Linked DNA regions of Homo sapiens: all the other regions are linked to region 2. A link is a contact called in ENCODE Hi-C data. All regions are on one chromosome and are shown on one strand. Each heading gives the region's core, a stretch centred on a gene start or an enhancer-like site at or near the end of the contact. The rest is flanking DNA. Distances are from core to core; before and after follow the strand shown.

Region 1 (3,313 bases), core at 682-3,181, 1.5 Mb before region 2:
GGCCACCCGGCGCGGCGAGGGCAGGGGCGTCACCTCCATACCTTTCTCGGCCCGGGCGCGCTTCATCTTGTAGCGGTGGTTCTGGAACCAGATCTTGACCTGCGTGGGCGTGAGGCGGATGAGGCTGGCCAGGTGTTCGCGCTCGGGCGCCGACAGGTACCGCTGCTGCCGAAAGCGCCGCTCCAGCTCGTAGGTCTGCGCCTTGGAGAAAAGCACTCGCCGCTTTCGCTTCTTGCCGGCGTCCCCCCCGCCGCCCGGGGTCTCCTTGTCATTGTCCGGTGACTCGTCGGCCGAGGGCTCCGGGGACTTGGAGCTTGAGTCCTGAGGGGGCGCCCCGGCAGCCAGACCGTGCACTGGGGGGAGGGGGAGAGAGAAGCGCGTCAGGCGTCTGGAGGCCGCGCGCAGCCTGCACCAGACTCGGAGCACCCTGGATCCTCCGTGCGACCCTGGACCTCCGCGCCTGGCAGCCCAGCCCCGCTGCCTTTGCCATGACCCCTGCCTTCCTCTACGCCTGACGAAGACGTCGGGACCTCCCAGGGTAAAGAGGGAAATCCGTAGGAGTGGGGGCTAGGGGCTCGCCTTTCAAGGGGCTCACATAGTGTGGGTGAGAATTTGGGGGGGGAAGTGGCACTGAAGATCATCGCGGGTTAAGGGCTCCGGCGCCCTTAAGCGGTTTCCTCTCCGGCGAGACGTGGGCAGATTTTTAAAAGAAATACCCCACAATCCCAGCATTGATCGGCTCGGCCATTTAAGGCAGGTTTTTGGGGGCTTTCGTTTCTGCTTTCGGGCCTTCTAGACACCCCCTGCACTGCACAAAGCGTCCTCTATGATCGCGCAGGGGGCAGGGTGAGCTATTTATACCCGGGCCACCCGAAGCCTCCCCACCCTCCACCCGTACCCGGACGAGGCTCGCTGGCTACCTCCAGGGCGCCAGGCCAGTCCCTCCCAGCGGCCGGAGTCCGGGGGCTGCGGCTGGAGCCATCGGTCCGGGTTGACATCATATACCAGCCCCTGGGAGGTATAGCCCTTCTCCCTCTTTCTCCTTAACTTCTCGCATTGAAAAAAATTTTGGAGACCAAGTTCTTTCCCGGAACTAAGGAGGCTTGAAGAGGAGGGCAGAGGACATCCTATACAGGTGTTAAAAATCTTTCTACGGATCCGAGTGAGGGGGTCCGGGCTTACATGGCCCCTTCCCCTTTCACTCCCAGCGTCCAACCCGGGCTGCGGCTGCAGGAATGGAGGGGACCACGGCCTCGGCAGCCAAGTTTTGCTACTTACGGGAGTACTGAAGGCCCTCGGTGCTGGCCAGCCAGCGCGTGTACGGGTTGTCGCTGCTGTCGTAGAAGGGGTTCTTCAGGGGCAGGCTCTGCACCGCGTCCAGGGCGCCCTGCCCCAGCGGCCCGGCCCTCTTGGCTGGCTCGGGCCCCTCGTTCTCTTCCTCCGGACCTTCGGCCACAGAGCCCTCCTCATCGTTGGTGTCCGGCAGGTCTAAGATGTCCTTGACCGAAAACCCCGTCTTTGTGTTGGTCAGCGACATGGTTCGAGACCCCAAAATTTATGTCGCAAAGTTGTAGCTTCACTTGGTCAATTCGTGGCGCTCCCCTGCCCCGGCGGGCGGGGGAGGGGGGAGTTGGGGGGAGGGACTGGGGGAGGGGAGGGGGGAATTGGCTTTAATTATTGGGATAATTATTATTTTTAAAAAGAGAAAGAAACTGGGGATGGGGAGGAAAAAAATGAAGCCCAACCCAGTGCCTCTCTCTGTCTTCTTTGAAAGCACGCGGAAATGGACGCAGGAAGCCGGGCGGCCTGCGCGCCGAGCGCCGCGGGCCCCGGCCTTAGTTTCTAACTCCAGGAGGGGTGCCAAGGCGGCGTCAGCTCGGGCTCCGGCGGCCGCTCGGCGCGCGGTGGCGGCTGGTGGCGAGGAAAAAATGGGCCATTGCCCGAGCGATCAGTCCATATAAGGCTGGGCTCCACTCACGAACCTGGGGAGGCGGGGAGAGGGGGAGAAAGAGAGGGAGGGAGGGAAAGAAAGAGGGAGGGAGGGGGAGCGAGAGAGGGAGCGGGAGAAGGGTGGAAAAAAGGGGGAAGAGACATTAAAAACGCAAAGGTTGGCCACGTGTGGGCGGGTCTTGGGAGTCAAGTGGATGAAGACAGTATTTGCAGATGTGAAATTGTGGGTTTTGGGGAGCTCCGCGCTCCCAGCCAACGGCCCTCTAGAGCAAGATGAGAGGTGTAACGTGTCAATTAATTGCAAAGACGGGGCGAGCCTTTTTTTTTTTAAACCCAGTATTTACATACAAAGGGCCACCGCGTCGCTCGCGAGTCCACACACTTGAAAGGGCCGTTTTAACAAATTGCATCTTAAAAAAGGTGGGGGTGGGGAGGAGGAGGGGAGAAAACAAAACAGAAACCAGGAGGAGGGAAAAAATCCTCTTTAACATTCACCGGTTCCTACCTCCCCGCCCCCGCGCGCCCACCCCCGGCAAGCCGGAAAATTGGCGATTTGTGGCGCCTTTGGAAAAGGGGGAGGGGGCGAAGGCCGAGCTGCGGAAATCTCTCCTTTCCATCGTTGGTGGTTGCCTAAACAAGATCCGGTTCAAATGGCAAGAGCCCAACTTCTGTAAGCCTCCTAGGTCAATATTTTGGTTGAGGCTTAAGGATGAGTGCTAGAAATGACAAGGCAAGTAATTGATTCCAGTTAACCGCGAGAGAGCCCAAAACCCAGGAGAGAGCTCCGCTCCGGGCCGGCCAGAGCCACCACCAAGCGACCCGCCCCCTTCCAGCCGCCCTTTATTTGCTAAAGACTCATTTATTTCCTTCACTCCGCCTCCCCCCACCTCCCACCCCCAACCCCCCGCCTCCACCTCTCTGCGGCCAAGGAGGACGCGCAGTTCACTTTCTGCTTTGCGGGCGGTCCCGGGGAGGGCGGGGTAAGAGTGAGGAGCTCCAACTTCGTCTGGGGTCGGACCCTGGCCCTGCTGCCTCTGGGCTCTGCGGGCCTCTTTCCCCGGGTGGAGGAAAGGGCAGACGGCCCTGCTCTTTCCTGCCCTCTATTATCCCTCCCTCTCCGGCCCCCTCCCTCTCCAGCCTCTGGCTAGAGGTGGAGCAGCGGGAAGGCGGCGGGGCGGGATTGCGGGGGTGGGGGTGGGGGTTGTGTCTCCAGCCTGGGTGAAGACCCAGAAAGCTGCGGGGGAGGGGGGTCGCTGGGTGGCCCGACGATGCCTCGTTTTCTCCCCAGTTTTCTTCTCCCACGCGAGTTCTTTAGTGTGGTCTCTTTTTGGACGCCTTGGGTGCGTTCGGAGTACGCGCTCCA
Region 2 (3,279 bases), core at 7-2,506:
CACACACTCGCCGTCCACCAGGTCGTAGTTAGGGTAGCAGTGGCACTCGAAGCCACCCTGTGTGTTGACACAGCGCTGCGGACACGGACTGGGCTCCAGTATGCAGTCATCCACGTCCTCGCACCGGTGTTGGTCGGCCGCCAGCCGGTAGCCGGTCTCGCACATGCACGAGTAGGAGCCCGGCTGGTCGGGGTTGGGAACGCAGAAGTGCTCGCAGAGGTCGTTGCAGGACTGCGTCGCGGATGCGGTGCAGGAGCGCCCGTCTGCCTGCAGGGCGGCGCCGGCTGGGCACTGGCAGCGGGGAGCCCCAGGGATCGCATTGCACGCGTGCTCGCAGCCGCCGTTCTCCACGCTGCAGTCCCAAGCGCCCGGCGCCTCCCTGGCCCAGTGCCCCTGGACCGCTCCGGGCGGCGCGGTGCACATTAGCTGTAAGCCGAGGGGAGCCACCGCGGCGGAGCTGCCCACCGGCAGCGCCTGGAAGTCCGCTCCGCGGGCCGCGAACGGGGTGCCGTAGGTGATCGAGACGGCGGCAGCCGCGGCGCCGGGCTCCACAGCCAGTGGCCTGCAGGTGGCTGGGAAGTGGAACTCGCAGAGGAAGCCATCGGCCTTCACTTCGCACTGCTGCTCCTCCCAGATCGGCTCGCTGGGCACAGTGGCCTCAGCAGCGGAGACAGCGACGCACAACGGGCCGCAGAGGGGAGCCCCATTGAGGTCGAGCCGTGCCCACCTGCTATAGCTGGTGTTGTTGTCTCCCGTAACCCACTGGAAGCCGCGCAGGGGCCCGAGGCGCTTGGGGTCGCCGCAGCCGGGTGGCAGCTGCAGGCCGATCCAGAGGCGCCGGCGGCCAACGCCGCCGTCGCCGTTCAGTAGCAAGGAAATGACATCGGCAGCCACCGAGGAGCGCACTGTCATTAGGTGGCCCCGCAGTCCGTCGCAGATCTGACTGGCATTGAGGAAGGTCGCGGGGCCCGGGTAGAGCGCGAAGCAGTCGTGCTCGACGCACTGGCTGCCACCCGGCTGCGGCTCTGCGGGTGCGGGGAACCCCAGGCCGGCCAGGGCCAGCGCGCCAAGGACCAGGACCCCAAGCATGTTACCCAGGCGCGCCGCGTGCAGGCGCCGGGGAAAGCGCGGGCACTGCGACAGGGCCGTGCCGGAGCAGAGGGGCACAGGACGCCGATGGCGACAGCCTCTCCTGTCCGTCCCAGCCCAGACACTTCTTGCCGCTGCGCGCAGCCCCTGCGAGGCAGCCTCTGACATGCGGATCGGCCAGGGCTCGAGTTTATAAGTGCCCGGCCCTCCCTCCCTGGACGTTCGGGAAAAGGAAGGAAGTGCCTGGTGGGAAGGGCTGATGCCGCATACTCGGATTGCTGGGTTCTCTGGCCGCCCTTGCGCCCGCCCTCGCGCATGGGATCACCTCGCCGGGATGAGTAAACCCTGCCCTGGCGCAGGGAGGTTCTCGGGCGGGGCCGACAGGGGCAGGCGCCAGGGAAGGCCAGCACCCCTGTAACAAGACGACTGTCCCCGCCCACCACTCGGGCCCCCACGCGTGCAGCCCTCTTTCATCTCTTGGTCCTCCTTTCTTTCTTTTCATACATGTTACAGCCACTTCCAAGGAAAGCCTGGATTGCAAGAGCTCTGGGAACCGGAGACTTCAGAGAAGAGGGCTTTGAATGGGGAGTGGGGGAGGTGGTGCACAGGACCTGCAAGACGCTGGGAGGGGTGATCGGCACCAAGGGCACTTTGGGAGGACCTGCCTAGGACGTGGACTTCCCCGAAGACAGGATCGCAAGGAGAGACAGCTGGATCCTGTCCGCGGCCAAGGTGCCTGGCTCAGGAAACCAGCGGAGCGCGCTTGGCCTCACAGGACAGTGGGTGTGGCTGGGGTGACGGGGCAGGGTGGGGAAGACTGGCCTAACACCAGCGCCCTCTGCCCCATGGCTGGCCAGGGACCCGCGAGTCCCTGGACACGCACTGGCCAACGCCAGACCCCATCTCATCGGGTGGGGAAGTCGCGGGGACACTGTCAGGGCGCCGAAGTCCGGACCCGGCTCAGAGGCGGTGGCAGGTGAATTGCTGCGGCGCCGGGTAGGGGCGGGCGCGTGGGAGCGAGTCAGCCTGGCCAGTTTCGGCCCAGCTTCCGAAGGATGGTGCTTCTTGCACCCCAACAGAGTGGCTGGCAACCCCCCAGGGGAGCGCGCAGGATCCCAGCTGATCCCACCCGGGTCGGCTAAGGAGGTTTCCATTTCGTCCAGAGTCCGAATTGATACCCACGTGCATAGAAACGCCACTTGCTCGGCAAAGGGCACTGAAGAGCCACCGTCCTGTGGATGGGCAGGGTGGGGGGGGGGCTGGAGGAGGACATGGGAATCCGTCACTTTCGACCTCTTCCGGTGGTTCACTTACCGGGAATGCGGAAGAGTGGGTCTCCCCCTCGGGTCGCCCCCATAATGGTGAGAGGCAAACTGTTTAAAAACACCCTTGCCTCTCTCCTCTACTGTCCTCACAACGAGCGCCAGGGGGCGGCGCTGTCGAGCTCTAAACAAAGCCAAGGAAGTTGGAGAAGTTTCGGGCTAAAAAGGGTTAAGGTGTAGGAGCACAGAGTCCTCCTTCTGGGGTTGGAAGCTCCGTTCCCGGGCAGCTCAGCGTGGATTCCGCTGCGTTCACCTCTTGCCTCCAGGGCCCAGTAGATCCTGGGCTTTAAACAAGAACAGAGAGTATGGCGTCTGCCACGTGCGACAGACACGCACCGGTGGGGTGGGCCGGGCTGGACTGGACTGACCTGCAGTGACCAAACGGGTGGGGCGTGGACACTCTGAAAGTGAAAAAGGCAAGCACGACTGTCCCGCCGCACACTCCCCAGCGCCTTGGGGCAGAGAGCCTCCAAACGTCCCGCTGAGTTGAGCTCTTCGCTGGGAAGGCCGCCCCAGCACCCAGGAAACGAAGGAGCTGCTGGACACGGGGGTCTGAAGCTCCCGGAATGCACACAGCTGCGCCTCCCCTGACGCGGACCCCCTGGGAAGAGGAAGGGAAGAGCGGCAGATAGCACAGTAGGGCTTGTCCGGCGGGAGCAGTCAAGCTGTGGCTGCCTAGGCTGAATCAGGGGGTCGTGACTCCGGTGCACAGCCTGCCTACGCGGGACGCAAAAGCAGGGCTGCCTGCGGTGCCGCCATGGGGGTGAGGGTGGAGCTTCAGATAAGGGCAGGAACCTCGTTGGGGCACTGCTGAAAGGTCTCAGAATGTGGGGACAATTCCCAGAGTGAATGAGACAAGAGAGGGGGA
Region 3 (3,268 bases), core at 31-2,530, 1.3 Mb before region 2:
TCTCTCCCCTATGCCCTCTTCCTGGTCTAGCACATTCAGCCCAATGCCTTTGGTGCTTACTGGGCTCAACCTCAGAGCTCTCAGATCCTGACCCCCTCAAATCAGTTCATGTTCAAAACCACGAGTTTCCTCCTCTTGGCCCTCACCGCATGGCTCCCGGACACAGTTAGCTGCACAGGTTGGGGAGTTCAGAACTGCTTTGGTGCAGGGTAGAAACAGAGAAATTGTTGATGTTCAATCTCAGGGGTGAATAATTCAGGGCTGCGCAAAACCTCATTTAAATGAAGGAGAAATGACCATTCTGTGGTTTAACAGAGACTTCCTGAAGCTGCAGGTGCTGGGAGAAAGACGAGGCCAGGCCACCTGGGATAGAGTGGTGCGAGATTCCACCGCCAGGGAGAAAGGAACTTGTCCTTCAGACCTAGAGCTGGAGCTATGCATTTGGCCTCCCGCCGGTCGCGCTTGGGGACAGGAGGGCGCCGGATCTATGCGCCCCTTAGCAGCAGATCGGGATCCTTTTGCCTCCTGCCCCTTCTGTCACTGCTTGGAGAGGGATGAGTTCTGGTGGCTGGGCCTGGCTGTAGGAGACAGGATTTGGACCGTGCCCCTCTCGCATCACCGAAATCACCCCCACTATTCCAAGAGTGGTTGGCTATTAAACGTGAAGATTTCCTGAGAGAAGGATTGAGGACCTGGCCAGGAATGGGACACAAGTTCCGCCTTGTGTCTTCCTGACAGGAGCCCTGCACCGCGCTGGACGCTCACCTTGACACTCCCAGCCAGCTGGGGTACTGATCCCACCCTTCCCCGGCCGCTGCCCCGGGAGTGGGGAGGTAGAGAGAGCCACACCCGAAACACCTTTCCACGATAAACTTTTATTCTCTATCTTATTATTAATGGTGGCGGAAATAAAACTAAAACCAAAACGAAAACGAGTACTAGTACTAACACACTAATCAATTTGAGATGACTTCCCCCTCATTCCCAAAGCTAGAGGAGGAAGGGGGCTGAAAGGGGCTCAGAGCAGTGGAAGGTCCCAGGCCCAGCTGGGGTTGGGACGTGTGTGTGTGTGTGTGTGTGTGTGTGTGTGTGTGTGTGTGTGTAGAGGGGTGGGTTCCGGGGGGGTGGTGGAAGAGGGCCGAGGGGGGAGGATAGAAGGAGGGGGTAGAGTTTCAGGGCGGGGAGGGGGGCGCTGGGGCGCAGTGACGGGAACCAATGAGCTGCCAACTCGCGCGTCTCCGGCGTGACTGCCGAGATTGACGTGGAGGACACGTCAAATTGATTCCCGCACGCTGCAGCCTCCCGGTCAGACGAATTTCTCCCAATCGGATGAAGTTCACCCTGGGCCTGGGGTCGCGGGCGTGGAGAGTGTCCTGGGAGGGGGCAGCAGCGGCGGCGGCAGGCCCTGGAGCGGGCGGCAGCGCGCTCCGCTGCCGCGCACAGCGCGTCTCCAGCCCGCGGCTGGGCCGCCGCGGCTCTCGGCTCTCGGGCGCCCTCCCTCTATGCCTCTCACGCGGCGGCGGCGGCGCCCAAGCTCTCCCGGACTGCGCCGGGCCCAGCCCCGGCCACCCCGGCCACCCCGGCGCCAGGCAGCTGGCCGGCCCGCTCGCTATGGGTAAGGGGCGGGCGACAGGCAGGGCTCGGGAGGGCTGATGAGGTGGGTCGGGTCCGCCTGCCTCCCTTCCCTCTCGTCCGCTTTCCCTGGGCGACCCAGTCCTGGGTCCTGGAGAAGCTGCATTCTCCTCTGATCCCCAGCCTTCAGGGGGCAGTTGAGCAAGTCTGGGAAGGGAGTGTTCCAAGTAGACGCGCTAAAAGTCGCGAAAGGGCACGGAGGGCTACAATGCGCCGCGCTCCACTCCGCGGCTCCTCTGCGCCCTTGCCCACTCCAAGCCAGACCCAGGCGGTTTGCCCTTGGACTCCGAGCTGTCTGGGGACCCACAGGTCACCTTTGGAAGTGCGCCTGGGTGCAGTCCCTCGCTCCGCGTGGGGACCCTTGGCTAACCCGCCGGGTGTTTTCTCCCCCTCCGGCTCACTCTTGTCTGGCGCATCCGCAGAGCAGACGTATGGCGAGGTGAACCAGCTGGGCGGTGTGTTCGTCAACGGCCGCCCCCTGCCCAACGCCATCCGCTTGCGCATTGTGGAGCTGGCGCAGCTGGGCATCCGACCCTGTGACATCAGTCGGCAGCTCCGCGTATCCCACGGCTGCGTGAGCAAGATCCTGGCGCGCTACAACGAGACCGGCTCCATTCTGCCCGGGGCCATCGGGGGGAGCAAGCCCCGCGTCACCACTCCCAACGTGGTCAAGCACATCCGGGACTACAAGCAAGGAGACCCTGGCATCTTTGCCTGGGAGATCCGCGACCGGCTGCTGGCCGACGGCGTCTGTGACAAGTACAATGTGCCTTCGGTGAGCTCCATCAGCCGCATCCTGCGCAACAAGATCGGCAGCCTGGCGCAGCCCGGACCGTACGAGGCAAGTAAGCAGCCGCCGTCGCAGCCTACGCTGCCCTACAACCACATCTACCAGTACCCCTACCCCAGTCCCGTGTCGCCCACGGGCGCCAAGATGGGCAGCCACCCCGGGGTCCCGGGCACGGCGGGCCACGTCAGCATCCCGCGCTCATGGCCCTCGGCACACTCGGTCAGCAACATCCTGGGCATCCGGACGTTTATGGAGCAAACAGGTCAGTTGTGGCGGCCTCCGTAGCCTTCTATTAAGGGGCAGAACCTGGGGCGGGCAGGCTTGCAGGAGAGGACTCACACTCGCTCTCCTCCCGGGACCGGTTCTGGCTCAGGGGAGGGCTCCACACTGGCCAGGGAGGCTGGGGGTCCTGGGCCTTTTGTAAGAGACCTCGGACATCTTGAACTTTTTATGACAAATATGGAAAATATTTCCCAAATAGAAGAGCAATCGCCGACCACAAATTTGGAGGCCTGAAATTGTGCTTTTTCATTCTTGCAAAAAGTATGCAAGCCCCTGTTGCCAAATCTAAGGGGGAAAAAAACCCGCTCAATTTTGAGACCCTTTCTTTAGCTCTCAGAATCCTTCACGATTTCCCAAGGGTTCTGTCCCCCACTCCCAGGCCCAGTGGCTCTTCTGAGTTAAAGGAAAAGGGATCTTGTGGTCGATTGAGTGGCCTACATCTCTAAGGTCCTGTGGCCTTGCAGGTCCTGGAGTTTGCGGTGATGGCTGGTGGGGCTGCAGCCACCTTCACAAGGATTTGTCATTTATCTGCAACTAAAGCTTAACACACTATAGGTCAAGTGG

What was found. Hi-C counts contacts between places; a loop is a spot of excess contacts on that map. Pooled maps may share reads with other maps.
Region 1: a map with no recorded cell type shows a loop between it and region 2 (18-fold over the local background). The contact joins the promoter of NKX2-2 here to the promoter of THBD in region 2. A Hi-C loop is called at or near these places in 4 of 37 single-sample maps with no recorded cell type and 6 of 50 pooled maps.
Region 3: a map with no recorded cell type shows a loop between it and region 2 (8-fold over the local background). The contact joins the promoter of PAX1 here to the promoter of THBD in region 2. A Hi-C loop is called at or near these places in 2 of 37 single-sample maps with no recorded cell type and 6 of 50 pooled maps.

The regions. Positions count from the first base shown.
Region 1 is chr20:21,512,133-21,515,445 of GRCh38, forward strand. It overlaps NKX2-2 (NK2 homeobox 2), which reads right to left and starts at 1,932. Exons shown (of 2, transcript NM_002509.4): 1 at 1,279-1,932; 2 at 1-353. The coding sequence starts at 1,537.
Region 2 is chr20:23,048,416-23,051,694 of GRCh38, forward strand. It overlaps THBD (thrombomodulin), which reads right to left and starts at 1,257. Exons shown (of 1, transcript NM_000361.3): 1 at 1-1,257. The coding sequence starts at 1,089.
Region 3 is chr20:21,704,384-21,707,651 of GRCh38, forward strand. PAX1 (paired box 1) reads left to right here and starts at 1,281. Exons shown (of 5, transcript NM_001257096.2): 1 at 1,281-1,615; 2 at 2,055-2,684. The coding sequence starts at 1,330.